2 separate regions of the Homo sapiens genome follow, and region 1 is linked to region 2. A link is an interaction called in ENCODE POLR2A ChIA-PET data of the cell type or tissue named here. Cell type or tissue: MCF 10A. All regions are shown on one strand. Each heading gives the region's core, and the rest is flanking DNA. Links, peaks and the distances in the headings are about the cores only.

Evidence for each region. ChIA-PET counts read pairs that join two places held together with the same protein. Peaks named below come from ENCODE experiments on the same cell type or tissue, not always from the same donor. Only the 100,000 strongest peaks of a DNase experiment are listed, where the experiment ranks them.
Region 1: POLR2A ChIA-PET joins it to region 2 with 5 read pairs; 6 of 35 experiments call an interaction of 5 or more read pairs at or near these places.

What each region holds. Positions count from the first base shown.
Region 1 is chr18:22,024,866-22,040,571 of GRCh38, reverse strand. No RefSeq gene overlaps it. Among named protein-coding and RNA genes, the nearest start is that of LINC01900, 52 kb to the right of the region's middle. In MCF 10A, for the core only: no CTCF peak of the experiment used is centred there; a DNase peak (open chromatin) is centred at 7,991.
Region 2 is chr18:21,963,886-21,979,591 of GRCh38, reverse strand. No RefSeq gene overlaps it. Among named protein-coding and RNA genes, the nearest start is that of LINC01900, 9.4 kb to the left of the region's middle. In MCF 10A, for the core only: no CTCF peak of the experiment used is centred there; no DNase peak of the experiment used is centred there.

The sequences.
Region 1 (15,706 bases), core at 3,642-11,641, 61 kb before region 2:
TAGTTAAAGAAGATTTGGGAAATAGTAGACCAGCCAAAAGGACATTTCAAACATCTAGATCTGGGGTGTCCAATCTTTTGGCTTCCCTGGGTCACAATGGAAGAAGAATTGTCTTGGGTCACACATAAAATACACTAACACTAGAGATAGTTGATAAGCTTTAAAAAAAAATCGCAAAATAATCTCTCTCTCTCTGTCTTTTTTTGAGATGGAGTCTCTGTCACCTAGGCTGGAATGCAGTGGTGAGATCTTGGCTCACTGCAACCTCCACCTCCCAGTTCAAGTGATTCTCATGCCTCAGCCTCCCAAGTAGCTGGGATTACAGGTGCATGCCACCATGCCTGGCTAATTTATAATGTTTTAAGAAAGTTTGTGAATTTGTGTTGGGCCGCATTCAAAACGGTCCTGAGCTGCATGTGGCCCTCAGGCTGCAGGTTGGACAAACTTTATCTAGATCTAGCTTTATCATAGATGTTGACATTCTGAACCAAAGGGGTGCCAGGAGGGGACAGAAAGCAAATCTAGGAGCTATTTGCAAGCTAGAATCAACGGAGTTTAGGGACTGATCTGATCCTGGAGATGCAGGAGAGGGGCATGTTGAGATACTTCCCCGGTTCCTGGCTTGGGTAACGGGGTGGTTGGTGAAATATTACCAAGAGAAGAGATCAAGACGAAAAGCAGTTTGAGGTGGGGAGATGAAGAGCAAGAAGGAGAAGAATGAATTCCGATTTAGATATGATGAATTTGAGAAGCAGAGAGTCCCATCAATGGAAGGCCTGGGAGGCAGCGGATATTCAAGCCTGCAAGAAACAAAATTGGGGCCAGGAGAACTAAATTACTGCATGACTTTCAGCAAGTGTCTCAGCCTCAGATTCTTTACCTGAAAAACGGAATAGCAGATTTGTGTATGACTCTAGGGTGCACAGAAACTGGGGGGTACCGGGGAATGCCTAGTCCTGAGGTTTCCATCACATAAGAAAGGGTCCCAGGCCCACCAAAAGCTTCAGCCATATCTTTCACCAGAAAGAGCTGCAAATGCTTGTTCCAAGGCCCCCAAAGTGGGACTGAAGATAACTCACCAAAGCAGTGCTCACTCAGCCCTGATGGTATCGCTGAATCTCAAAGTCAGCTCCTGCTCAGGCACCATCTTTAAAGAGCCAAACCATGAGACCCGGGCTTGGTGGGGGTTGTTCCTCTCAGCAGCCCGCAGTGGGCACCATTTAGACGAGGAATAGGGGTGGGCTCTCATGACAACTTCTACGGAGCCAGAGCCTCTCAGCAGCCCCCTCCACACCTCATCCCCTCCTGGCTAACACGGTGAAACCCCGTCTCTACTAAAAATACAAAAAATTAGCCGGGCGTGGTGGTGGGCACTTGTAGTCCCAGCTACTCAGGAGGCTGAGGCAGGAGAATGGCGTGAACCCGGGAGCAGAGCTTTCAGTGAGCCGAGATCGCGCCACTGCACTCCAGCCTGGGTGACAGACTGAGACTCCGTCTCAAAAAAAAAGAAAAAGAAAAGTATTGGAAGTTTTAAGATGCCTTTATGTTTCAAGTAACAGTATTAGAACAACTGAATATTCCTATGCCAAGAAATAAAATAAAATTAACCTTGACTTATACCTTACATCATAAAACAATTAACTTGGAAAGAGTCACAAACCTAAATGTAAGTCTTAAAACTACAAAATTTCAAAAATGAAACACTGGGGAAAATCTCTGTGATCTTGGGATAGGCAAAAAATTCTAAGATAGAACACAAAAAGCACAAACCATTTTTTTTTTTAGACAGGGTCTCACTCTGTCATCCAGGCTCTAGAGTGCAGTGGCGCAATCACAACTCACTGCAGCCTCAGTCTCCCAGGCTCACACAATTCTCTTACCTCAGCCTCCCAAGTAGCTGGGACTACAGATGTGAGCCACCATATCTGGCTAATACTTTTTTTTTTTTTTTTTGAAATATGGGGCCTCATTATGTTACCTAGGTTGGTCTCAAACTCCTAGGCTCAAGCAATCCTCCTGCCTCAGCTTTCCAAAGTGCTGGGATTACAGACATAAGCCACCATGCCCAGCCATATTTTTTAAAGTTCATAAATTGAACTTTACCAAAATCGAAAACATTTGCTCTCCTGAAGATGCACTTAAGAAAATAAAAAGTCAAGTCATAGACTGGGATAAAGTATTGGTAAAAGTTTACCTGATAAAGGATAATATCCAAAATCTATAAAGAATTCTCATACTTAGAAATTAGAAAGTAAAAAATGAACAAAAAGAAAATAAATCTGGCCAGTGAGGTGGCTCACACCTGTAATCCCAGCACTTTGGGAGGCTGAGGTCGGTGGATCGCTTGAGGTCAGGAGTTCAAGACCAGCCTGGCCAACGTGGTGAAACCCTGTCTCTACTAAAAATATAAAACTTAGCCAGGCGTGGTGGCAAGTGCCTGTAATCCCAGCTACTTGGGAGGCTGAGGCAGGAGAATGGCTTGAACCCGGGAAGCGGAGGTTGCAGTGAGCCGAGATTGCGCCACTGCACTCCAGCCTGAGGGACAGAGCAAGACTCCATCTCAAAAAAAAAAAAAAAAAAAAAAAAAAAAAGAATTTTCACACTTAATGATAAGAAAACAAACAACTCAATTAAAAATAGGTAAATATTTGAATAGACATTTCACCAAGGAAAAGATATGGATGTCAAATAAGCACATTAAAAGATGTTCAGTATCAGTAGTCAGTAGTCACTGCACACTTATATGTGCAGTGGTTTGGTTTCTATGACTAAACCAAAGAAAGAAAAGAAAATCAACCCTGTCAATATCGAGTGCTGGTGAGAATGCAAAGCACTGGAACTCTCATGCATCAATGGTGGGAATGCAAAATGGCCCAGCCACTTTGAAAAATCGTTTGTTATTTTCTTTTTCTTTTGTTTTTTTTGTTGTTGTTGATCAGTTTTTTGCAGATTGATGCTCCTTTCTCTTTCCCATCGAGCACCCTTCTAGCTTCAACAGGGCAGAACTCTTCTCCAGATGTGTGTAACTTATGTCTGAATATCGGGGAGTAGCTGAAGGATACAGAATTTCTTCCAAATATCACACCTCTGGATGCCAGGAGCAAGCAGAAAGCCAGTAACCTCGCTCTGTTTGTTATAGGTGGAAGATCTTCCTATGGTTCCCTTCATTTCCTGATGGGTGTTTTGGAATGGATTAAATATTCTCCCGTTTTTTATTTTTATTTATTATTTTTTTGAGATAGAGTTTGGCTCTGTCGCCCGGGCGGGAGTGCAGTGGCGTGATACTGGCTTATATATCTCAGCTCACTGCAACCTCCACCTCCCAGATTCAAGTGATTCTCCTGCCTCCAGTCTCCCAAGTAGCTGGAATTACAGGCGTGTGCCACCATACCCAGCTAATTTTTATATTTTTAGTAGAGACAGGGTTTCATCATGTTGGCCAGGCTGGTCTTTAACTCTTGACCTCAGGTAATCTGCCCGCCTCGGCCTCCCAAAGTGCTGGGATTACAGGCATGAGCCACCGCACCCGGCCACATTTTTTTTTTTTTAAACAGCGTCTCACTGTGTCACTCAAACTGGAGTGCAGTCGTGTGATCTTGGCTCACTGCAACCTCCACCTCCCAGGTTGGAATGATTGTCATGCCTCAGCCTCCCAAGTAGCTGAGACTACAGGCGTGCACCACCACCCCTGACTAATTTTTGTATTTTTAGTAGAGACAGGGTTTCACCATGTTGGCCAGGCTGGTCTCGAACCCCTGACCTCATGTGATCTGCCCACCTCAGCCTCCCAAAGTGCTGGGATTACAGGCATGAGCCACCACGCCCAGCCTTCTCCTGTTGTTGTTGTTGTTGTTGTTTAATTGAGAGGACCAGTGTGAAGACACTGGAGAAGATGGTTCTTCAACAAAAACCGATTAACTTTATGTAAAGTAAATTATATCTCAATAAACCTGTCTTAAGAAAAATAACACACCAAAAGAAAATCACTTTTACGGGATTTCTCTTTTCACTTCTAAGATAAAGTGTTTATATACATTGTTCACCAAACTGGCTCCATCATTTGGATCAGTCAGCTTTATGCTCTTCCTTGCATGATAGGATGGACAAAGTGAGAATGGAAGTCTAAGAGATGAACTCCACACAACCCTAATTAGAGTTCATTCTTCCTAGGTGTGTGCCTCACCTCAGTCAATCATTTTATCTCACACACACATACACACTCAACACACACCCCACAGAGGCTTTGCATCCAACAGCCCCTCGTGCACTGCTGTTGGAGATGTAAATGGGTATAGGCTCTGGTGGATGGGTAATTTGTATGAAAAACACTAAAAATGCTCAAATATACTTACCCAGAATTTTTTTTTAATAGAGTCTTGCTCTGTTGCCCAAGCTGGAGTGCAGTGGTGCAATGTTGGCTCACTGCAGCCTCCACTTCCCAGGTTCAAGCAATTCTCCTGCCTCAGCCTCCCGAGTAGCTGGGACTACAGGCACACAACACCATGCTCGGCTTATTTTCTGTATTTTCAGTAAGGACGGCGTTTCACAATGTTGCCCAGGCTGGTCTCAAACTCCTGACCTCAAGTGATTCACCCGCCTCGGCCTCCCAAAGTGCTGGGATTACAGGTGTGAGCCACCATGCTTGGCCTCACCCAGAAATTTAACTTTATTTTAGGGAATTAGCAAGTGCGTAGGAAATAATAGTAAATATAGTAAAGACTGTGACTTATAATGGCAACAAAGTGCCTAAATGCACAACTCAAGCTAGACTGCCTGGTTTGGATCCAGCTCTACCACTTACTTGCTGTGTGCCCTTGAGGTAAGTTACCACACCTCTCTGTGCCAGTTTTGTTATCTGTGAAATGGAAACAATAATAGTACCTACATCCTAGGTTTGTTAAGGAGTTAAATGAGATGCTTTATGTAAAGCAATCAGCACAGTTCCTGGCCCATAGTAAGGCTTTAAGAAATATCGGCTATTGTTATGGGTTGAATTATGTCCCCTGCCCAAAAAACTCATATATTGAAGCCTTGTCCCCAGTACCTCAGAATGTGACTATATTTGAAGACAAGGTGATTAAAGAGGTAATTCAGGCTGGTCGCAGTGGCTCATGCCTGTTATCCCAGCACTTTGGGAGACCAAGGCGGGTGGATCACCTGAGGTCAGGAGTTCAAGACCAGCCTGGCCAACATGATGAAACCCATTTCTCTACTACAAAAATTAGCCAGGCGTGGTGTCGGGCACCTGTAATCCCAGCTACTTGGGAGGCTGAGGTAGGAGAATCCCTTGAACCTGGGAGGCGGAGGTTGTAGTGAGCCAAGATTGAGCCTGGGAAACAAAGTAAGACTCCATCTCAAAAAAAAAAAAAAAAAAAGGTAATTCAGTCAAAATGAGGGCATTAAAGTGGACTCAATCCAATATGACTGATGTCCTTATAAGAAGAAATTAGGACGCAGACAGGCACAGAGGGAAGACTATGTGAGGACACAGGAGAAGACAGCCATCTGTACGCCCAGGAGAGAGGCCTCGGGAGAAATGAAATCTGCTGACACCTTAATCTTGGACTTCCAGCATCCGGACTGTGAGGAAATAAATTTCTGTTAATTTAAGTCACCCCATCTGTGGTATTTTGTTATGGCAGCCCTAGCAAACCAATACAGCCATTAAATTACCAAATAGGGCAATTGATTAAACAGATTTTGGTACAATCACAATGGAATACTATATACAGCCATTCAAAACAATGCTCCTGGTACGTATTTACTGATCCATAATGAATGAATTATTATTAGAGTGAGGAAAACAGGCTACTAATATGCATAGAATAACACCTTTTCGTTTATGTGTGTGTGTGCATGTGAAATGCGGAAAGCATGATTATCTGCGAGAAAGAGGATTATTTCAGATTTCTTTTTTTATTATTCATTTTTATAGAGACAGGGTCTCACTATGTTGCCCAGGCTGGTTGCAAACTCCTAGACTGAAGTGATCCGCCTGCCTCTGCCTCCCAAAGGGCTGGGATTACAGGCGTGAGCCACCGCATCCAGCTGTGCAAGACATTTAGATTTGCCCCGAAGATTAATGACTTCACAAAGCGTTTGCCAGGAACTCTTCAAAGCTGGAAACAGAAGTCCTGGAGCATTAAATATAAATAAATACTTAGTCCATTGGTTTCTTCCTTGCTTTTCAAAAGGCAATTTACTTCCTGGATTATCATTACAGTAGTCTGTTCTCCGGAAACCAAGATTGTTCAAGTGCCACAGATCAGGGTTGGGGCAAAAGAAAAAAAAAATCTCAAGATCACCCTGTTATAATTCCCCTGTGCTTGCTGTTTCCTCGTGTTGAGCCTGTGTCTGGAAAAGCCAAGGCATAAAGCATTCTTGCTGTGCGTGTTCCCCCAAAGGCATGCGGGTTTGGGCTGCAGACCCGGATTCTTTTCTCTTTGAGATTTACTAATTCCATTTGGAGAAAAAGTTCAGTTTCATTACACTAAAAAAGAAAGCAGTTGCACCGGTCACTAAGGTGGGGATTCACATCAACAAATATTTATTGAGCTTCTAGAATTTGCCAGAAACTGTATCAATGCTAGGGAAAGGCCAGGCCCAGTGGCTCACGCCTGTAATCCCAGCACTTTGGGAGTCTGAGGTGGGACCACCACTTGAGCCCAGGAGTTTGAGACCAGCCTGGGCAACATAGCGAGATCCTGTCTCTACAAAAGAAAATATGAGCTAGGCATGGTGGTGCATGCCTGTAGTCCCAGCTACTTGGGAGGATCGCTTGAGCCCAGGAGGTCGAGGCTGCTGTGAGCCATGTTTATGCCACTGCACTCCAGCCTGGGCAACAGAGTGAGACCCTGTCAAAAAAAAAAAAAAAAAAAAGCTAGGGAGAATACCAAAATAACTTAAGACCTGGTGCCACTGTCAACAAATTTGCAATCTATTGTGCAGACAAACATGTAAACAACAATATAAGATAAAGGAAATAGCTGTCTCAGCAGTGTGGGTTTTTAACTGAGGCCACGGGATGGGCCCCTGTTCTGTGACCTGCAAATATTATAGGCAAAGTGTGCATGTGCAGGCCTGGAGCTCTGCCTGGAGGTGGGGGCACACGCATTTTTCAGTTCTCAAAGGGTGGTGGCACCCACAGGCAAGAGACTACAGAAATGGGTTGGGAGACATATTCTAATCACTTCCATTTCCCCAGCAGCATCTTGCGAGTAAAGTGAAGAATCCTGCGGCAGGAGCATAAGGGCTGGGGGCCAATGGGGCATTGTTCGATTCCATCTGAAACGGGTTCTTCCAATTCTTTTTCAGTTTCCTCACATTATCCCTTTCTACGGGAGGGCATTCCCCAGAGCATTAGGTCTCAAGCTCCCGGCAGTGTGCCTGTGTTCATGTTGAAAGACTTTGGGGGCTCTTTAAAAAGTGTTTCAGACTCCCCTGGCAACACGACTGCAGCTGGGAACAGGCTCATTTGCCTATCCTGGATTTGGTATTTCTCATGGAATTTTGACCAATAAGAAAAACATATTCCCAGAATCACAGAAGTTTGTCCGCAATTTTAAGGTGGTTTTTCTTACCCCAAAAAGTATTGTTGAAAACTCTAAGTAGACTTTAGGAAGTGATACTGGAATTACCCTAACCATTTGAGAGGTCCATTCTCCCAATCCTAAATGGCAAATGTTGGTGACAGATTCATGTTATGATCCAATTAGCTAAGACAGGAGGCAAATCACAGCCCAGGAATATTCACTGGGGGCCGTAAGTACAAAGGAAAACTCCTGATCTTCAAAGTGTTGCAAAAACTGGTCTTCCCGTCTCATTAACTCTATTTTCATTCTCCTTTCAGCTTTTCTTGGAGATTTTCCATGCTATTTCATCTACCAAGAATGCTTTTTCTCTTTTTTCAGCCAACCTGTAATCTGTGCTTCCTTCAAAATCTGACTCATAATGGTCACTCAGCAAACACCTAAATCACGCCTACCCGCCTCCTATCACTCCCCTACTTACATTCCTTGAAGGCTCACTCACTCCAAACTCACCATAGGTAGTGATTCACACATGTCATTCATTCAAAACACATTTACTTAGCACACATCATGTGCTATGCACTGAAGCAAGAAATTTTATTTAAATTCTACCCCAGTCCTGTTATGACTGTTTGACAGATGAGAAAACTGAAACTCGCAAAGGGCAGAAAAAGTGTCTATTTAATGAACTCCTAGAATTTGCCAGAAGCTGTGTCAAAGCTAGGGTAGCAAAATTGTCTAAAGTTCAGACTCTGAAACCCACCCAAATCTGGTTGTAAATGTCAGCAACTGCACAGCAATTATTAGATGCTGTGCCGGTTAAGTGCTTCATCTGTATTCCTTTAATCTTTATAAGAATCCTATGAGAGAGGTACTGTTATTATCCCCATTTTATAGACAAATAAACTAAGGAGGAGAGATTAAATGGACAAGGTCACACAGCTAATACCAGGAGAGCTGTGATTTAAACCCAGGCTGTCTGGCTTCAGAGTTTATGCTCTTAGCCACTGCTGCCTTTGAAGATACAATTTCAAAGTTCATCCTTATTCCTCTGAAGCACAGTACTAATTTTCACTCCATTTGTTGCTTGTCAGTTAATAAAGTCCTTTTAACGCATGTTTGCTTTGTCTCCCCAACAAAATCACAAGTTTGTTCATTGATTCATTCCTTTAACAAGCAATATTAAAAGTCCACAGTTGTCCGGAGCTTCGGGAGCGGGTGTGGGGTGTGGGGGTCACGTGCTGTGCCAACTATTTCCTTAAGGTTTATACCACTCCTCTACATGCTAGGACCTCCCACAAAACTCAGCAGAGTTTGAGCAACAGCAGGCCCTTAGAAAATGTTGTAACTGGGACAGGCATGGTGGCTCACGCCTATAATCCCAGCACTTTGGGAGGCTGAGGTGGGAGGATCATCTGAGGTCAGGAGTTTGAGACCAGCCTGACCAACACGGTGAAACCTCGTCTCTACAAAAATACAAAAATTAGCCAGGCATGATGATGGGTGCCTGTAATCCCAGCTACTGGGGAGGCTGAGGTGGGGGAATCGCTTGAACTCAGGAGGCAGAGGTTGCAGTGAGCCGAGATCGTGCCATTGCACTCCAGCCTGGGCAACAGAGAGAGACTCTGTCTCAAAAATAAATAAATAAATAAATAAATAAATGAATAAATAAATAATGCATTTGCTATTCCAAGACCAAAGAGAGTCTAATCCAGCTCCCCTTGGAGAAATTACATTTTTTTCTTGATGGATTTCTGCTACTAAGCCATAATTTTCATTTTGTCTCTCTAGGGAAAAAAACAAAAGGTCTCCATATTTTGAACCATATTAGTCCAAGCTTCCATGCCAGAACTAGAACTTCCACAGTTGGACAACGGTACTCATGCAGCCTCATCTTCTAGAACCCCTCAGTATGGACCATGAGGTTGTTCATTCATTCAACAAATATTTACAGGGTTCTCCCCACTGTGCCAGGCACAGTTCCAGGCACTAGAGATACAGCAGTGATCAAAACAGATAAAGTCCTTGCCCTCATGGAGCTTCTATTCTAGTTGCGGGAGACAGACAATAATCACATAAATACTGCAATATGTAAGAAGGTGATGAACGCTGTGAAGATCAAGCAGAGAGAAGGTAGTGGAGTTGCTGGTTTAGGTAGGGAAATCAGGGCTCCCCATGAGAAGGAAACACTTGAGCAGAAATCCAAAAAGCATGTGGGAGTCAGACCTGTGCAAATCTTTGGGAAGAACATTCAGGCACCAGCAATAGTTTCAAAGGCCCCGAGGCAGGAGGGTGCCTGGCCTGCTGAGGGGGATGTAGGAAGAAGTGCAGCTGGCACGGTGCAGGCTTGGGGAGGGCGGTAGGAGACAAGATCTGACACGGGCCCTGTGGAGCCTACAGGCCACTGAAAGGTCTTGGAGTTGACTTTGAGCGAGATGAGAAGCATTTAGAGGGGTCAAAGCAGAGGGTAGCTTGCCATGACAGGCTATAAACTGGCCTTCAGCTGGTCTCTTCTTCCCAGCTCCAGAGATCTAGAGAATTCCTCTTTTTTACCCATCCAGATGGAGGTCATCCTTTTTTCCTTCGTAGTTCATGCCAATCTTTCCCTTTTCTGAGCTCCTAGTGATGAACAGTTCAGTCAATGGTCATTTCCCTTCTGAAATCCCCTAATGATCATGAACTCCTTGCGGGCAGGAACCCATCTTGTCATCTCTGGCCATTCAGTAGACGATCCCTCCCACATAGTGCCCAGAGGTTGTCAGCCACTGCCCGCAATAGGACTGCAATGGTCCTGTTGAAAAGTTCTTCTGTTATTGCCCTGAAAGCCACATCCTTACAACTCTCACACTTCATCCTAGTTTTGGCCTCAGAGCTACACAGGTGTGTCTGTGTCCTCTTCCACATGGCAGCACCTGGAAGCTGCTGTCATATCCTTCTTTCATGTATGCACTCTTCCTAGCTCCCTCAGTAAGTGGATAACTTCCACACAAGGCCCCAGGCTAGACCTGTCTCCCAGGCCCCAGAAGACAGCTTCACTGGGATCCCAGCCACTCCTCGCCACCATCACACCCAAAGTCAGGCTCACCCACCTCTTCCTCCCCAGCTTCTTTATTTTGGTAAAAGGCTTCATCTAGTCACCCCTGGGGGCATCCGCATCAGCTCCACACTCCCGTCCTTCCACTCCCCACGTATCCTCTGTCCACCCCCTTCTCTCGGCTCTCACTGCTGCTGACTTGGAGGAGGCCTTCCCCAAGTCTCCTCTCCGAGGTCCAACATGATCTCCGTACCTGGTATCTTGCAGCCGCCAAGTTAATCCTCACCTCTGCTCCTTGGGTGATATCTCTAGCAGGAAAATCTGTTATTATTATCCTGCTTAAAGCCCTTCAGTGGCTCCCCATTGCCTTCAGAATAAAGTCCTGACTTCCTAGTTTGGGAAAAAAATGTCTTGAAGACCCCCAAACTCCGATTATTTAGAATTAGGAATCAGCATCTCAACAGAGTAAAACACAGGTGAAACTAAAGAAAGGAAACTATTGGGGGGAAAACACAAACATCCTGCCCTGAGGTTGAAAAATACATGCTTACGTAGAACAGAATAAGGATCAGTTGGTTTAATAGCTATTCCTAATAGCTATTTTGGGAAAAACTCACAAACACCCTACACTGAGGTTGAAAAGTACAAGCTTATGTAGAACAGAATAAGGATCAGTTGGTTTAACAGCTATTCCTGAAAAAACAAGCAACCCACTTACCCTAGGGGTTTCTGACAACTGTAAACTCACTATGTGACAACAGGGTGACATTACCATCCACACAAATAGCAACTGCCTCCTCCATCCTACTGTGTAGGTGAGATGTTGGCATCCTGGAGTTTTCTTTTTTTTTTTTTTTTTTTTTTGAGATGGAGTCTCACTCTGTCGCCCGGGCTGGAGTGCAGTGGCGTGATCTCGGCTCACTGCAAGCTCCGCCTCTCGGGTTCACGCCATTCTCCTGCCTCAGCCTCTCTAGTAGCTGGGACTACAGGTGCCCGCCACCATGCCCAGCTAATTTTTTGTATTTTTTAGTAGAGATGGGGTTTCACCATGTTAGCCAGGATGGTCTCCATCTCCTGACCTCGTCATCTGCCCGGCTCGGCCTCCCAAAGTGCTGGGATTATAGACGTGAGCCACTGCACCCGGCCGGCATCCTGGAGTTTTCTCAGAGGAGGGTAGTCAAGAGAGTGAGGGTCTGAAAATCTAGCCAAGTAGAGGACTTTTTTTTTTTTTGAGACGGAGTCTCGCTCTGTAGCCCAGGCTGGAGTGCAGTGACTCAGTCTCTGCTCACTGCAACCTCCACCTCCTGGGTTCAAGCGATTCTCCTGCCTCAGCCTCCTGAGTAGCTGGGATTACAGGCTCCCGCCACCACACCTGGCTAATTTTTGTATTTTTAGTAGAGGCGGGGTTTCACCATGTTGGCCAGGCTGGTCTCAATCTCCTGACGTCAGATGATCCGCCCACCTTAGCCTCCCAAAGTGCTGGGATTACAGGCGTGAGCCACTGCGCCCAGCAAGAACTTCTAATTCATTCGAATTCTGTTCAATCCAACTGAAATGTATCACTGGACATCCATGCCACAATCTACATCACAGACATATATCACGACACCTGGAGAACTTCAAGCTCATCCCCTGTCCTGAGACTCTAGACTCCCTATACACTGCAGTAGGTACTCAATATGTAAGTGATAAATATAATTTGTATATAAATGAGACTATATGAATGATAGTCTCATGGAGATACACATAGAACTCTGTCCACCAATTGTACTAGTTTTACCTTTCAGCAAAACGGAAAAATGTGCCTTCCATATTTTTACCCAAGTTGTTTATTAAGGTATTGAAAGATGTAGGGCTATAGGTACACTGACTCAGGTGCTCCAAGAAGTAGGTACAAGGATATTCATGGGGTCAACATTGAACATAGCAAAATATCATATGTACCTGTTGGTCAATAGAGGCCTGATATGCCCAGGTTATAGAATGTCATGCAGTCTTTTATTTTTATTTTTATTTTTGAGACAGAGTCTCACTCTGTTGCCCAGGCTGGAATGCAATGGTGTCATCTCGGCTCACTGCAACCTCTGCCTCCCGGGTTCATGTGATTCTCGTGCCTCAGCCTCCCAAGTAGCTGGGATTACAGGTGTGTGCCTCCACGTCTGGCTAATTTTTGCGTTTTCAGTAGAGACAAAAATACACCATTTTGGCCAGGCTGGTCTTGAACTCCTGGTCTCAAGTGATTTACCCACCTCAGCTTCTCAAAGTGCTGGAATTACAGGCATGAGCCACAGCATCCAACTTATGCAGTCAATTTTTTAAAAGAATGAGGCAAATCTCTAGGTACTAATTTAAAACGATCTCCAAGATGTATCACTAGATTGAAAAGTAGAAAACTCATAACAGCATTTATAATACTTTCATTTGTGTTTTTTAAAGTATCCTGAAGGAATTTAAATATCAGCCTTTCCCCTACTTTTACTTTTTGTTTTGGTTTCTTGCTGTGGCCTTGGTGGTTACATTAATATGGTGGGTCTGTTTAGGAATAATTGGTCAAACAAACATTACCTGAGCACCCACTATCTGCCAAGCAGGGGCTGGAATCTAATATGTTATTTCCTTTAGTCCTTTGACATAGTGGTTACTGTTCTTATTTCACCGTTGAAGAAATTGAGACTCACTGGATTTCAGTGCTCAGGATCACACAACAACTAGATTTTACCTGACCCAGTGGCAACATGCTCTTTCCCTTCCAGCCCAGCACCTCTGTCGAGGGCAGGGTTTGCCTGTACATTCCTCTGCTTCTCCTCCTGGTACACGGACGATGCAGGGGCTTCACAGAGGCCACATGATCTTCCAGACACTCTGGCTTCCTGGCTTTGGGAAGCCTGGCCATCTCATCCCCTCTCCCCTGCAGAGGTGTGGAATGACAAGGTATTGTCACAGCCCTGTCAGAGAGCATGAGCTGGCAGGCCTGTCTCTCACCTGCCCAGGAAACAGACCCTTGCAGACACTCACAGTCTGCCTGCCCAGGTGGGGGACGGGGGCCAGATTAGTCCCATAGCCTCTCCACCGGCCGCTGCTTTTCCTCTTAGGAGCTACAGGGAGGAGAGAAGCACAGCCCATCAGGACAGCTGCAGTATCAAAGCGAGCTCTGTTATGTCTAAGACAGAAGGCCAGTAAAAATTTAGTTAATTTTATCATTTTGGGTAATTCAACAGTTTTAATGAAAAGAGGGGACCTTGGAGCGGATGGCGTCACAGATAAGGGAGTGTGGAAAGCGGCAGCAGATGGGTGACCTTGTTCTGCTTATTAACTCCTTTCCTTCCCAGCTGCCCTTCCATGCCCCCTCCCTGATTTCATTTTCTAGTCCAAGGTTTTAACAGTAGGAGGGGAAGGAATAATTAGCACAGCCAAACCTTGGGAAAATGCTGCTTCAGGGCAATCCACATGTGCCCAGTGGAGCCGCGGCCTTCAAGCAGGGCCCGGCTGGACGCTTCCCAAAGCCAGGCCTGCATCCACGTGGGGAAGAAGGCAGCCAGCCGCGCACCCACAGGGACAGGAGGCTAAGGCCATCTGCAGGGCCAGCCTGGTTGTCTGGGCTGAGGCACTCCAGGAGGTATTGATCCAGGTGGCTCAGGAAGTAGGAGAACATTGCTAATTCTCACCCACGCTAATTCAATCTCATTCAACAAACACTGATTGACTGCTTGTTCTGGATCAAACCCTATACTAGGAGCTGGGGGATTTGAAGAGGAGTTAGATGTGTCCCACTAAATAACTAACTTGTGATTGTTTTAGTAGACAGAGCCCAATGGGTAACCTACCCAAGGACCAGGAAGAAGCTACTGGAATAGACTAAGAGAAAGAAATGGGGTTGGGCGCCATGGCTAACACCTACCAGCACCTTGGGAGGCCAGTGTGGGCAGATGGTTTGAGCCCAAGAATTCGAGACCAGCTTGGACAACATGGCGAAACCCCATCTCTACAAAAAAAAAAAAAATACAAAAATTAGCCAGATGTGGTGGCTTGTGCCTGTAGTCCCAGCTAGTGGGAAGGCTTAGGTGGGAGAATCTTTGGAGCCCAGGAGGTGGAGGTTGGAGTGAACTGAGACCACGCCGCTGCACTCCAGGCTGGGTGACAGAGAGATACCTTGTCTGAAAAAAAAAAAAAAAAACAAAAACACACACAGAAATGGGCCCAAGATCCCAAACCATAGGGACCATTTGGCCCTCAGAAGCCCAAGATCTACTCAGAAACATGGGAGTCACAGCCACGGGAGAATGTCAAGAGGCCATGGAGAGTCCAAGGCAGTTCCACGTGGTAAAGATTCTATTCCATTGTTCCCCAGGGCCATTTGTATTTCTCGTACTATCTATCCTGATTTTTGGTTTGAAAATATATCTTCCTGAATTGGACGTCATGTGACTGTGTGTGTGTGTGTGTGTGTGTGGTTAATATGCTTGAAAATCTCCCGCCTTTAACCAGTCCTGTCTCTGACCTACCCCTTGAGAGGTTTATCCACCACACTTCCCACTAATTCCATCCATCTAGTTGGAAACCTACTGTGGATGTGTAAAGTTGTGAGGGTTCTATACCTGACATATTTAAAAAATGAAACAACCTCATTGGCTTATATGTAAGGGGATTATGAAGTACATTAAGTGTTTTGTTTTGTTGTGTTGTGTTGTGTTGTGTTGTGTTTCAGCCAGGAGCTCATGCCTGTAATCCCAACACTTTGGAAGGCTGAAGCGGGCAGATCACTTGAGGCCAGGAGTTTGAGACCAGCCTGGGCAACATAGTAAGACCTGCCCACCCATCTCTACAAAAAAATATATATATATATATATATATGAAAATACATAAAAATATATATTAATATATAGGAAAATATATTAAAATATATATTAAAATATATATATATATTAGCCAGGCATGGTGACATGTGCCTGTAGTCTCAGCTACTTGGCAGGCTGACGTGGGAGGATCGCTTGAGCCAGGGAATTCAAGGCTGTAGTGAGCTATGACCACACTCCTACACTCCAGCTGGGGCAACAGAGCAAGACCCAGTCTCATTTAAAAAGAAAAAAAGTATATTCTTTCAAAAATAATCATATCCCTCCATAAATGATTTTTCAAGTCATCA
Region 2 (15,706 bases), core at 3,575-11,574:
TTTAAATAGATCTGAACCTTCAAGGAATGCTTTTATTTGGTAGACAAGATGAGGAGAATGAGAACTACCCCTTCAGAGGGCAGTGCAGAAAGGGGACTCTCCCCTTCTCTTTATCCCATTAAAGTCCTGCTGGTCAGTGACTCACAAGGCCCCTCTATTATCAGCCTTGGCTTAAATAAACCTTCTGCCCCTGCACCCACCCGCCTCCCTCAAAGCTGCAGGCTCCATCCATCAATGTCACCTTTGCAGAGTGGCTGCCATGACAGTTCATGATCATTAACCAGCCCTGGTGTGCTTTGTGTTAAAAGTTAAGACACATCAAACGCAGCAACTCCGCAGTTCCTTAAAGTTACAGGAGACAGGGATGCACTAGGGCTGGGGCCCCCCAAACTTGACGCACAGCTTTGACAAAAGGTGAAAGATGAGCCCGGGGTTTAAAAATGCCTCAGTATCCCTCCCTGCCCCCAACTTCACTCTCAGGGGCAGAAACCAGGAGGAAAACAGACACTGAGAATTGGGCTAAAGAGCAGTGATAAAAGAATGTGAGCCACGGACACAGCGGCCCTGCTCCGGAACCCCCAGCTGCCCTGTGACATGGCCCCTCCTGTGCCGGTGACCCCCCACCCCACCCGGAGCAGACAGGCTGCTCCACGGAGAGAACCTCACAGAGAACATGCCCCTTTCTCCTGCACCCTCATCTCCTGGGCCTTCTCCCTCCCGGGCTCAAATCTCTGTAAGAAATGGAGGTTGGGCAGTTTCTCTTTCCACTTCACAAAGGTTTAGAACATCTAAGTAAGAGAGCGCGTGAAAGGTGTTGTTTGTGCCTTTGGGTGCCCCTGCTTACATTTCGTGATTTCCCTTGGGGCCACTGTTTAACGAAGACATTTGCTTTTCTTATCATGGCTTTTCTGTGGCAAGGCCCAGCTTGGGGAAATGACCTTGAGAGGAAGTTGGAAGAGGGAAAGAGGGAGCTGGCTCTGCCCACCAGTATGTAAAAATTAAATAACAAAAAGAAAACCAGCAGCCCACAACCGCCCTCCCTGCCACCCAAGCAATTCTCCTATCCCTCTATGCATTCACATGACACATACTCCACCCCTCCCATGGGCCGGGCATTGAGTTAGGACCCAGGGTATAAAGAATCAAAAATGGGTTATAACTCTTTAGGAGCTTAAATTCTATGAAGGTAGACAAAATATCTACCATAGAAATAGGCATTGAGGAACCAGAAAAAGGAGGAGGGGATCTGTTCTGATGCGATGTGTGGAGAAGGCTTTGGGGATGTGGCCAGTTGGCCAAATCTCGAGGTAGGAGCAAGACTTCAACAGAGAAGGAGGAGGATGTGTAACAGCATGAGCAAAGGGAGAAAATTTATGACAGCTAGCATTCATTAAGTGTGCACTGAAATTCAGGCAGTACACCTAGCGTGTTGCACACCTGCTCTGTAGCCACCAGCCACAGTGCTCATGAGCACTTGAAATGAGGCTGGCCCGAATTGAGATGTGCTATTATGAATAATGCACACCAATGGTTTCAATGATTTAGTATGAAAAAAATGTAAACTATCTCAGTAATAATTTTATATTGATTACATGTTAAAATGATAGTATACTGGATGCATTCGATTAAATAAAATATATTAGTCAAATTAATTTCATCTGGGGCCACGCTCGGTGGCTCACACCTGGTATTACAGGTGTGATGCCAGGATGCCGAGGCAGAAGGATCGCTTGAGCCCAGGAATTGGAGACCAGCCTGGGCAACATGGTGAAACCCCGTCTTTACAAAAAATACAAAAATTAGCCCGGCATGGCGGTTCACATCTGTAGTCCCAGCTAATTGGGAAGCTGAGGTGGGAGGATGGGTTCAGCTAGGGAGGTCAAGGCTGCAGTGAGCCATGATCACGCCACTGCATTCCAGCCTGAGCAATAGGGCAAGACCCTGTCTCAAAAAAAAAAAAAAAAAAAAAAAAAAAGGCTGGGTGCAGTGGCTCATGCCTGTAATCCCAGCACTTTGGGAGGCCAAGGCGGGCAGATCACGAGGCAAGAGATCGAGACCATCCTGGCCAACATGGTGAAACCCCATCTCTACTAAAAATACAAAGATTAGCTGGGCATGGTGGCGCGTCCCTGTAGTCCCAGCTACTCAGGAGGCTGAGGCAGGAGACTCGCTTGAACCTGGGAGGCAGAGGTTGCAGTGAACCAAGATCACGCCACTGCACTCCAGCCTGGTGACAGAGCGAGACCCTGTCTCAAAAAAAAGAAAAAAGGGTGCAGGACACCAACATGGCACATGTATACATATGTAACAAACCTGCACATTGTGCACATGCACCCTACAACTTAAAGTATAATTTAAAAAAAAAATCAACCATTTAAGGGAGTAGAGTGACATGTAAGGATCCCTTCACACCTGGCCACAATCCCCACAATTCTTCCTCATCACCATTTTATTGTATTCTCTGACAGGTTCCCAAGGCATCACAAACATAAATATATATAAAATCTCCCTTCTTGTACAAATACTGTGGCCTCTTTTTCAACTGTTTTATCTATGGACTAATAAGATTTTGCTGAAGAAGAGGTTTCTCTGCTTTAGAAAGTTTTAAAGCTACTTACTCTGTCGTCTCTGAGGTCCCTTTGAGTTCTGAAATCCTTGGATTTTGAAGTGTAATTTTATTGTTTGGTTCTGCTTTTCCACCATATTGTTGGTCATCGGTTTGATTTATTGGATGTGAAATTCTCAGCCAAGAACAAGGCCCTTTATTACAACATTGCTCCTATGGGAAAATATGATTTACTTTACAATAGGTCGCTTTATGACATAGAGTAGCTCCCTCCAACATAAAATGTTGAACTGCATGGTATTTTTGCCATATGTATTTAAGAATCCGATGGAAATGGAAACAAAATTATCCTTCTTTTACTTCAAAGAAGAATAAAGCTTCCTGCTGCTTTAACTGCATAATGGCTTTTGCATTATCCTGTGTATTTGTATGTTTCAAATCTCAGCCCCCAGCCTTTTAGTAGTTCACTGGCTTTAGTTACGTTCATTATTTAACCTCCGTCTATCTTATTTTCCTTGTATGGATCACAGGGAGAATCTTCTCCACCTCACAGGATTAGGAGGAATAAATGAAATAATGTAAAGGTGCTTAGCTTAGCTCCCTAAATATAAAAAATAATACATGTAATTTATTATTATTGTTATTGTACTTATATTTATTGACCTCTGTTATGTGCATAATATATAAAGATGGGTAATTTTTTTTTTTTGAGACAGGGTCTCACTCTGTTGCCCAGGCTGGAATGCAGTGGTGCAATCACCACTCACTGCAGCCTTGACCTCCCAGGCTCAAGCCATCCTCCTGCCTCAGCCTCTCAAGTAGCTGGGACCACAGGCACACACTGCCACACCTGGCTAATATTTTAATTTGTTGAAGGGACAGGGTCTCACTATGTTGCCCAGGCTGGGTTTGAACTCCTGGCTTCAAGCGATTCTCCCACATTGGCCTCCCAAAGTGCTAGGATTACAAGCATAAGCCACCATGCCCAGCCAAAGTGGATAAATTTTATTGCCAATCTCATAGGACTTTTTGTGGATTAAGTTAAATAACAGCCATTAAGCCTTTCTGGTACCAGAAGTATAGTAATCATTCAGTATTATAGTACAGTTAATCCTTGGAAAAACATGGGATTAGGAGTGCCAAATCCCTCCTCAGTCAAAAATCTGAGTATAACTTTGACTCTCCCCCTAACTAACTACTAACAGCCTACTCTTGATCAAAAGCATTACCAATAACATAAACAGTCAATGAGGCCTGGTGCAGTGGCTCACGCCTGTAACCAAAGCACTTTGGGAGGCCGAGAAGGGTGGATCACTTCAAGTCCAGAATTTGAGACCAGCCTGGCCAATATGGTGAAACCCTGTCTCTACTAAACATTCAAAAATTAGCCCAGTGTGGTGGCACATGCCTGTAATCCCAGCTACTTGGGAGGCTGAGGCAGGAGAATCACTTGAACCTGGGAGGCAGAGGCTGCAGTGAGCCAAGATTGTGCCACTGCACTCCAGCCTGGGCGACAGAGCAAAACTCTGCCTCAAAAACTCTGCCCAAAAAAAAAAAAGTCAATGAACACATATTTTGTATGTTATATATATTATATACTATGTTCTTACAATAACGTTAGTTAGAGAAAAGCAAATGTTATTGAGAAAAATCATAAGGAATAGAAAATATATTTACTATTCACTAAGTGGAAGTGGATCATCATAAATGTCTTCATCCTTATCGTGTTCACGTTGAGTAAGCTGAGGAGGAGAAGGAGGAGTTGGTCTTGCTGTCTCAGGGGTGGAGAGGAAGAAAAAAATCCACAAATAAGTGGACCCCCAAAGTTCAAACCTTCGTTATTCGAGGCTGAACTGTATATGCTTGTAACTTACATCTTATAAACTAAAACCTTTAAACTAAAATAGCATGATATATACAGTTGTATACTTAATGCAAAAACTAATCAGATCATCAAGCTGACATTCTTTTTTTCTCCTAAGATGGAGTCTCTCTGTATCTCCCAGGCTGGAGTGCAGTGGCCCAATCTCAGCTCACTGTAACTTCCACCTCCCAGGTTCAAGTAATTCTCCCTGCTTCAGCCTCCCAGGTAGCTGGGATTACAGGTGCCTGCCACCATGCCTGGCTAATTTTTGTATTTTTTAGTAGAGATGGGGTTTCACCGTGTTGGCCAGGCTGGTCTGGAACTCCTGACCTCAGGTGATCTACCAGCCTCGGCCTCCCAAAGTGCTGGGATTACAGGCCTGAGCCATCGTGCCTGGCCATCAAGCTAACATTCTTAATGCTATCCTAAATTGGTGCTACTCTAAGGGATTATTCCCTCATCACATTTGGCTTTTACACTCACAAATGAAAGGTGACATTTAATACCAAAGAATACTCACTGCTCTTCCATGTCACTCAAAGTCCTCATGCATGCCATCTCCTTAATTCAAATCCTTATCATACTCGACCAGAACAATTCTAGATACCATTTTATAGCTAAAGAAACTAAAGGTCTGAGTCAGCTAGGGATAGAATTTGGGTCTTCTTCTTTTTTTCTGAGGCAGAGTCTTGCTGTGTTGCCCAGGATGGAGTGCAGTGGCGCGATCTCGGCTCACTGCAACCTCCGCCCCCCCGGGTTTAAGTGATTCTCGTGCCTCAGCCTCCCGAGTAGCTAGGATTACAGGCGTGAGCCACCGTGTCCAGCTAATTTTTGTATTTTTACCAGAGATGGGGTTTCACCATGTTGGCCAGGCTGGTCTCAAACTCCCGACCTCAGGTGATCTACCAGCCTCGGCCTCCCAAAGTGCTGGGATTACAGGTGTGACCCACTGCACCCAGCCACAATTTGAGTTTTCTTTGACAAGACCCTAACCTCACACCATCTTCACCACAGGCCTCTAGGCTTAGAAAAGTGGTTCTCATACCCCGGCTCTGGTTTGTAATTGAATTCTAAAAGAGCCCACTTGTGGCTCACGTCCTCCAGGACAAAAGGACTCAGAACCTCATGAAGGTTCATATGAACTCAGTTAAGTGAGGACACTGGATAGCAGTTTGACCCAAAGTCTAGTGAAAATATTCCCCTGGTGGGAGAGAGGAAGGGGAGCCAGGGTTGAAAAACTAACTGTCGGGTACTGTGCTAAGTACCTGGGTGATGGGATCATTCATACCCCAAAGCTCAGCATCACACAATATACCCAGGTAACAAACCTGCACATGTATCCGCTGAACCTAAAATAAAAGTCAAATAAATAAATTACCTATTCCGGGTTGGCATAGTGGCTCATGCCTGTAATTCCAGCACTTTGAGAGGCCAAGACAGGAGGATTACTTGAGCCCAGAAGTTTGAGACCAGCCTGAGCAAGAGAGCAAGACCCCTGTATCTATTTATTGGTATCATAAAAAAATTTTTGGCCAGGTGCATGTGGTGGCTCACGCCTGTAATCCCAGCACTTTGGGAGGCCAAAGTGGGCGATTGCTTGAGTTCAGGAGTTTGAGACCAGCCTGGGCAACGTGGCGAGACCCCATCTCTACTAAAAAAAAAAAAAATAGCCTGATGTGGTGGCGTGTGCCTATGGTCCCAGCTACTTGGGAGGCTGAGGTGGGAGGATCACTTGAGTCGGGGGGTGGAGGTTGCAGTGAGCCAAGATCATGCCACTGCACTCCAGCCTGGGAGACAGAGCAAGACACTGTCTAAAAAAAATAATAATAATGATTTTAAAAAATTAATAAAAATAAATTTTAAAAATTCTCGGCTGGGCGCAGTGGCTCATGCCTGTAATCCCAGCACTTTGGGAGGCCGAGGCAGGCAGATCAATTGAGGTCTGGAGTTTGAGACCAGCCTGGGCAACATGGTGAAACCCCATCTCTAGTAAAAATACAAAAATTAGCCAGGTGTGGTGGCAACACACCTGTAATCCCAGGTACTCAGGAGGCTGAGGCAGGAGAATCGCTTGAACCTGGGAGGCAGAGGTTGTGGTGAGCCGCGATTGCACCATTGTACTCCAGCTGGGTGACAGAGCAAGACTCCATCTCAAAAAAAAAAAAATTCTCCTAAAAATAGACTTAACTGCATGCTAAGCATGCTAGATGGACCTTGATGAAACTGATAAAAGGAAGAGCAAAAGGTAAAGATTTTCTTTTCTTTTCTGCCACATACTGCAGACACGGCAGAACAAATGAATGTGAGCTTTAGGTGGAAAGTTGTAGTCACCTTGAAACCAAACCTTGGGATTTCTGAATCCAAAAGAAGAGATGTCAGGTTTCTGAATGAGTGACAACAGGCTTTTGTTGATCTTGTAACATGTTTTGGCACTTCCCCAGTCCCGTTATTTATGGGGTTGTACTTTCAAGTTTGGATTTATATAGATGTTTGCCGCTTTCATCCTAAATGGAGTTTTCACCAATCCTAAGCACATCCCCCTCAGGCAAACCCCCCTCACCACTTCCTAGCAACCCAGGCACTGCCAGGCCAGGCCGACCCATTCACTGACTGCAAGGGAAAAGCGACAGGCAGAGAGGACACGGTGGCCCTGTCAGTGCCAAGGGGAAGAACAACTTGGTTGCTGCCCATCAGCAACCAGGACACAGAGGGCAGAGGTTAAGGGTGAGGAGGTGAGTGCTGCGTCTCCCTGGTCCCCAGTCCTAGAACCACTCCAACTCCCAGGCCAGCTCAGGGAAAACAAAAGAAACCATAAAAACACGGCTTCCTAACATAGCTGCTATGGCGTGTTGGTGGTGGGTCTGGCAATAGGTAGAACCATTTTGGAGGCAATTTGGCAGTGGCCACCAAAATGTAAATATGTATTTCTTTTGACTCAGCAATTCTGCTTCTAGAAATTCACTCTACTGGCATGCTCACCCAAGTGAGAAAGAATACTCCTTGCAGCAATTTTATTTACTGTAGCATCTGTTTGTGAAATTAAAAACTAGAAACAATCTAAATGCTCATAAATAAAAGAGTCGTTACATAAATAATGGGGCAGCTCAATCTATGCCATTGTTAAAAGGCGCAGTGGCTCATGCCTATAATTCTAGCACTTTGGGAGGCTGAAGGTAAGAGGATCACTTGAGCCCAGGGATTCAAGACCAGTCTGGACAACATGGCGAGACCCCCATCTCTATATTAAAATAAATCTCTATGTAGAGGCATGAAGAGATCATTGAGATTGTTCTGAAAATACACATTCATGACTAATGAATCATACTCTACCACCCTGCAGTAACACTGTATGCTTTTTTAGAGAAGGCAGGGGAACTGAAGCAAAAAGAAATGAATCTGGAAGAGTGGCATTTGCAGATATCCTCAGGTGGACAAGGGAGGCTTTAGTGGGGATAAGAGGCTCCCCTATGATGCAGAAACCACAAGGTGGAAGGAGCTGCTGTTCTGCTGACTGCTAACTCGGCTTCTTTGGTTTGTTTTTGGGAGACAGGGAAGAGGGACAAGGGACTCTCAGGAACATAGTGTCAGATTGTGATTGAATCATCATCCTGGCTCATCATCATCCTGGACTCTATTCGTTGACTTTTTTTGAGACAGGGTCTCCCTCTGTCACCCAGGCTGGAGTGCAGTGGCATGATCACGGTTCACTACAACCTCCACCCACTGGGCTCAAGCAATCCTTCCACCTCAGCCTCCCAAGTAGCTGGGACCACAAGCGGCCACCACCACACCTGGGTTTTCTGTTGTTGTTGTTGTTGTTGTTGTTGTTGTTTAGTAGAGACAGGGTCTCGCCACATTGCTCAGGCTGGTCTCAAACCCCTGAGCTCAAGCAGTCTGCCCGCCTCAGCCTCCCAAAAAGTGCTGGGACTATAGGTGTGAGCCACCACACCCGGCCATCTTCATTGACTTCTGCACCTGCTGTTATTTAGTTACTTCTTTTTAATAATGCAATAAGCACCCTCAAACTCACCACCCAAAATAAAAGCAAGGAACTGGGCAATGGCCCTCATCAAACCATGTGGCCCCATCCTAGCCTCCTTCATAGCTGCTTGAATCTCCTGTTCATCCTGCCCTGGCTTTCCTTTGTAAATAGTTGTATTGAGTCTATATGTATATTTTAAAGAATACAGTTATTGACATTGTTTTTAATTATAAAAAGGGGTACCATGCTGTCACTAATCTTCTGGGACTTTTAACATATGCAAAGATTCATTCTCATTGTTATATATTGCTTAGTCCATACATTTCAATTGCTACATAATACTTATTTATACATTCTCCTGATGTCTCCAGTGTTTCGCTATTGTGAACAGTACTGTTTGATCATTTTTGTACTTATCCCTTTTATTGTTATTGTTGCTGTTGTTATTGTTATGGTGCAGAAATCACTCTTTCGTGTATCCCATAGAGTGGAACTGTTCAGTCATAAGGTATGTAAATATGCCACTTTAGGAACTAAGACCAATCAACTTTTCAACGTGGTTATACCAAATTATACTCCCACTAGCATGTGTAAGATGATCCTCTCCAACATTTAGTATTGTCAGACATTTTGTTTTTTTGCCAATCAAAGGATGCAAAATGGTATGCCAACAGCTGCCTTGATTTTTATTTTGCGGACTACTGATAACTCTGGGTGTCTCTTTAAATGTATCGTATTCGCGTATATTTTCTTTTCTACGACATACCTACTCATGTCTTTTTCTTCTCTTGTTTTTGGCTAAACAAGTCTTGCTGGTACCTGAAATGAAAGTTCCAGGGGAAACCATTTATTTTTTGTTTTTTGGATTTTTTTTAGAGACAGAGTCTTGCTGCATTGTCCAGGTTAGAGTGCTGTGGCTATTCACAGGCACAGTCATAGCATGCTACAGCCCAGAACTCCTGAGTTTAAGTGATTCTCCTGCCTCCCGAGTCACTGGGACTGCAGGTGCACCACTGCACTTGGCTGAGGGGGAAACTATTTTTTTCTTTTACTTGCCATTATATAAATGAGGAGGGAGACATTTTAAAATGCAATCCATTTCCACCTATCAAAGGAACAGACAAAATTCTAAGAGGCTGGTTTGGAGAGAGAGAGTTCAGCAAAGGTCGAGCATGAAATCCTAAGCAGTCAGAGACTCGAGGAGGCAGGTGGGGCCAGCGGGGAGGCTGGAAGGTTAGACCAGCTGTGTCCAATTCCTCCCCTTTCCTGCCCGCTCCCTATGGCAGCAGCACATCCCTGGGGTCCTGTGTCAGGGGCTTCCCTGCACTTCCCACAGCACCCTGCCAGGAGCCCTCAGCACCTAAATGTTTGGTGTTGCTTCTGGTGAGAGCAGAACAGCGAGTTCAGATTCCTACCCAACTCATTTGGCAACTGAAGTGATAACTGTAGCTCCAGTTATTAGGAAACATTGAATTTCCAGAAGTTTCTGAATAGTGAGGGAAGAACAACAACTACAGGCACAAATTTTCCAATGCATACATACATACATAGGAAACTGCAGGCCCCATTCTTTTTTTTTTTTTTTTTTTTAAGAATCTCACGCTGTTGCCCAGGCTGGAGTGCAGTGGCGCAATCTGGGTTCACTACAACCTCCGCCTCCCGGGTTCAAGCAATTCTCCTGTCTCAGCCTCTCAGGAGGCTGAGAGGCGCCCACCACCACGCTCAGCTAATTTTTGTATTTTTACACAGGCGCCCACCACCTGTGTATATTTACACAGGCGCCCATCACCACACTCAGCTAACTTTTGTATTTTTAGTAAAGATGGGGTTTCACCATATTGGCCAGGCTGGTCTCAAACTCCTGAACTCAGGTGATCCACCCGCCTCGGCCTCCCAAAGTGCTGGGATTACAGGCGTGAGCCACCATGCCCGCCTCAGGCCCCATTCTTTTAAGGAAATATATTGATATTCAAGAGGAGAAGGCCAGGCACAGTGGTTTATGCCTGAAATCCCAATACTTTGGGAGGCTGAGGCAGGAGGAGTGCTTGAGCCCAAGAGTTTGAGACCAGCCTGGGCAACATAGTGAGACCCTGCCTCTATTATAAAAAAAAATTTTTTTTAAAGAATTTCATTCCTTTTTAAGGCTAAGACTCCATTGTATGTACATTCCACGTCTTGTTTCTCCATTCATCTACCGATAGACATTTGTGTGGTTTCCATCTTTTGGCCGCTGTGAATAACGCTGCTGTGAACAACGCTGCTGTGAACATGGGTGTACAAGTATCGGTCTAGTGGTGTTTTCAAACACTTAAAATTATGTGTTCCTGCAGTGTACAAACTGCCTTGAGCCTATGTGACAAGCTAGTAAAAACTGACCCCCCAAGGCTAGGTCATGCCATCACAGTGGGATCAGTTTTAAGCTAGGACGCAGGGACCATGCACTGTCCAGGTTCTGCACAGTCTGCACAGTGCTCAGCTCCCAGGACACACCCAATCCACATGGCGTGCTGGGACGCAGAGGCAATACGGATCATGTGGGGCCTGCCAAGGCTAGACCTCACAAAGAACTCCAGGGCCAGTGAGGTCCGGGTTATCAATGCTTGCCATGGCCCTGCCTTATCAGAGGGCTATTTCACTCTCATTTTGATTAGCCAAGTACTTTATAATCATTTACTAATAGGTCTTTTCCATCATCAATAACCATCACCTGGTATGTGGAAATGAAGTATTTGGACAGGGAGGGAGCCAATTTTATATGCAAATATGAATGCAACCATAGAGGCCAAACCTACTTTGCTCTTGGGAAATAGTGGTTCCATTTAGCTAAGGGTAAAAATTAAATGTGCTGTTCTACATGAGAAGCCATAGTGCTGAGGCTGGCATGTAGCCCACTGCACCTGAACATGGTGTTAAGAACCTGCCATCCAAAAGGTTGGCATTAAGACCGTGGGCCTGCACGGGCTCCACCCCACATCCTCCTCGACTCTCCTTTGAGCTTAGAGCTTGTAGCAATAAGAAGGACAGTGGGGTAAGGAGCATGACCTGTAACAACTGATCTCAAAAAGGTAGGCCCAGGTGAGATATATATATATATATATATAAAACCACTGAGCACTGAGCAGCCTGCCTCAATTACCAATACATTCTCTCATCCAATAATGTCAACATAGGGGCTTCCAAATTCCACTCTGAGTTTCCATTTTCCTAGTCTTTTCTCTGATCCTTGGCGTGTGAAATTACACAGATTTTTTTAAAATTTTGTTTTCTAAAATGAGCATGTGATATTTAAATATAAAATGCATTTTCTTGAATTTTTTTATTTTTTTTGAGACACGATCTCATTGTGTCACCCAGGCTAGAGTGCAGTGGTACAAACATGGCTCACTGCAGCCTTGACCTCCTGGGCGTAAGCCATTCTCCCACCTCAGCCTCCCAAGTAGCTGGGACCACCATGCCCGGCTAATTTTTTTTTTTTTTTTTGAGATGGAGTCTCGCTCTGTTGCCCATGCTGGAGTGCAGTGGCACAATCTCAGCTCACTGCAACCTCCACCTCCTGGGTTCAAGCAATTCTCCTGCCTCAGCCTCCCAAGTAGCTGGGATTACAGGCATGCACCACCACACCCAGCTAATTTTTGTATTTTTAGCAGAGATGGAGGTTTCACCATGTTGGCCAGGAGGGTCTCAAACTCCTGGCCTCATGTGATTTGCCCATATCAACCTCCAAAAGTGCTAGGATTACAGGCCTGAGCCACCGTGCCCGGCCCCCCGCTAATTTTTTAATTTTTGTAGAGACAAGTTCTCACCATGTTTCTCAGGCTGGTCTCAAACTCCTGGGCTCAAGCAATCCTCCCACTTCAGCCTCCCAAAGTGCTGGGATTATAGGTGTGAGCCACCGTACTAGGCCTTGAAATCGTTTTTAACACATAAAAATCACTTGCAGTCATCATATTAAATTTGTATGTGTGTGTGTGTGTGTGTGTGTGTGTGTGTGTGATACGGGGTCTCACTATGTTGTCCAGCTGGCCTTGAAATCCTGGACTCAAGTGATCCTCCTACTTCAGTCCCTCGAGTAGCTGGGACTACAGATGCATGCCAATTTTTATGCCACATATATTATGTTATTCATTTTATATGTACAAAATATTTCACAATAAATTTAAGAATTTGTTTGTATGCATTAGCTATACTTGCACTGTTATTTTTCCATTTTTTGACCATGATATTCTCATTACACATTTCCATATCATATACTGAATTTTCCTATCTATCTTCTTATGTATTCTATCTATATATCTCTGGCCTAAGGAATAGGACAGCAGAAGGAAGCAAGCAGGAGCCAGAAAGTTCACTTATACAAAAATTATGACACATTCTTATTTCATTATCTGAAACAGAAACTGAAAAGACAATAAAAGATAGTTACTTGGGAGGCCGAGGCAGGTGGATTTTCTGAGCTCAGGAGTTCGAGAGCAGCCTGGGCAACACGGTGAAACCCCGTCTCTACTAAAATAAAAAAATTAGCCAGGCATGGCAGCGTGCACCTGTAGTCCAGCTACCTGGGGAGGCTAAGGCAGGAGAATCGCTTGAACCCGGGAGGTGAAGGTTGCAGTGATCCTAGATCGCAACACTGCACTCCAGCCTGGGCGACAGAACAAGACTCAATCCAAAAAAAAAAAAAAGATAGTTACTTGGTAACTGAGAATCTGTGCTTCGCAGATTATGGGCAGCCAAATCTTAATGGCCTCATTCAATATATTCATTTTTTTTCATTAAGCATCTATTAAATGCCTCTGATGCATGAGGTCCTGAAACTGCCAAAGTGAATAAAACCCTGTCCTGGAGAACCTGACTGTCAAGTGATTCTATAAACCAGTGGTTGGCAAACTATGGCCTATAGGCTAAATCCAGTCACAGTTTGTTTTCATAAAGTCCTGCTGGGCGCGGCAGCTCACGCCTGTAATCCCAGCACTTAGAGAGGCTGAGGAGGGCAGATGACTTGAGGTCAGGAGTTAGAGACCAGCCTGGCCAACATGGCAAAACCCTGTCTCTACTAAAAATACAAAAATTAGCTGGGCATGGTGGCAGCTGCCTGTAATCCCGGCTATTTGGGAGGCTGAGACACGAGAATTGCTGGAACCCCAGGGGACGGAGGTTGCAGTGAGCCCAGATTGCACCACCGCACTCCAGCCTGGGCAACAGAGCGAGACTATGTCTCAATAAATAAATAAAGTTTTATCGGAACACGGCCACACACATTAGTTCACATTTTGTTTTGGTTTTTCTCTTAAGAGACAGGGTTTCACTCTGTCACCAGGTTAAAGTGCAGTGGCGTAATCAGAGCTCACTGCAACCTTAAACTCCTGGGCTCAAGTGATCCTACTGCCTCAGCTTGCTGAGTAGCTGGGATTGCAGGTGTGTCCCACCATGCCAGACTGATTTTTAATTTTTTGTAGAGATGGGGCCTTGCTGTGTTGCCCAAGCTGGTCTTGAACTCCTGTCCTCAAGTGACTCTCCTGCCTCCACCTCCCAAAGCGCTAAGACTACAGGTGTGAGCCATTGTGCCCAGCCTAGTTTATGTATTGTCTGTAATTAATTTCATGCTATAATGGCAGAATTTAGTAGCTTTGAAAAATAATGACCCATAAGCCTAAAATATTTACTATTTAGCCCTTTACAGAAAATGTTTGCTGGCACCTGCTTTTCATTTTTTATTAATTAATTTATTTATTTATTATTTTGAGACAGGGTCTCACTCTGTCACCAGGCTGGAGTGCTGTGGTGCAATCACAGCTCACTACAGCCTCAACCTCCTGGACTTGAGTGATTCTCCCACCTCAGCCTCCCAAGTAGCTGGGACCACAGGTGCGTGCCACCACGCCTGGCTATAACCCCTGCTTTAGAGGAAGGAACTAACTATGGACTCCTTAAATTTCTGAAGATTCTGAGAGGACTTGTCCCTACTCCTTTCAAGAAGCCCAGATGCTCTGAGAACCCAGGGAAGGTGCTCTTGCTACTCAAAGTGTCACCCATAGACCCATATCATCAGCATCCTCTGATAACCCAGAAATGCAGAATGTCAGGTCCCACCCCAGAACTACATCAGAATCTGCGACTTAACAAAATCTCCAGGTGATTCGTAGTTACATCAAAGTTTGAGAAGCACTGCTTGTATGAGTCAGGGTCCTCCAGAGAAACAGAACTAATAGGATATGTGTATAGAGAGAGGGATCGATTTTAAGGAATTGGCTCATGTGATGATGGAAGCTGGCAAATCTAAAACTTGCAGGACAGGCAAGCAGGCTGGAAACAGGCGGGAAACTCCAGCAAGAGTTGACATTGCAGTCTTGAGTTTGAAGGCAGTCTGGAGACAGAATTTTTTTTGGGGGGGAGGGGGAGAGGTGGGGGTGGGTATTGAGACAAGGTTTCTCTCTGTCACCCAGGCTGGAGTGCATTAGAGTGCTCATGGCTTACTCTAACCTCCAACTCCTGCATTCAAGTGATCCTCCAAATTCAGCCTTCCAAGTAGGTGGGACTACAGACATATGCCACTGTACATGGCTAATTTTTTTGTAGAGACAGGGTCTCACTATGTTGCCCAGGCTGGTCCCGAACTTCTGGCCTCAAGCTACTCTCCCGCCTCTGCCTCCCAAAGTGCTGGGATTACAGGCATGAGCCACCACACCCAGCTAGAGACAGAATCATTTCTCTTTTTTTATTATTATTATTTTTTAAGACAGGATCTTGCCATGTTGCCCAGGCTGGTCTCAAACTCCTGGGCTCAGGTGATCCTCCCACATCAGCCTCCCAAAGTGCTGGGATTATAGGCATGAGCCATGGTGACTGGCCCAGAATTCTTTATTCTGTAGACTTCAATTTTCTAAGGGCTTCTACTGATTGAATGAAGCCCATCAACATTATGGAGATTAATCTGCTTTACTCAAAGTCTACTGATTTCATTGTTAATCACATTTAAAAATATATACCATGGCAACATCTAGACTGGTTGTTAACCAAACAACTGGGTACCATACCCTAGCCAAGTAGACACATAAAATATCAGCAGCATTTTTGAAGTCAACTGTTGAGATCAATAAGCATTTTAATTAATATATTTTCTAGAGGTTTATATGTTAGCCTTTTTCGATACATCACTTTCTTTTTTGTGGAGGCAGGGACAGGGCCTCGCTCTGTCACCCAGGCTGGAGTGGAGTGGTATGATCTTGGCTCACTGCAACCTCCATTTCCTGGGTTCAAATGACTCTCCTGCTTCAGCCTCCCGAGTAGCTGGGACTAC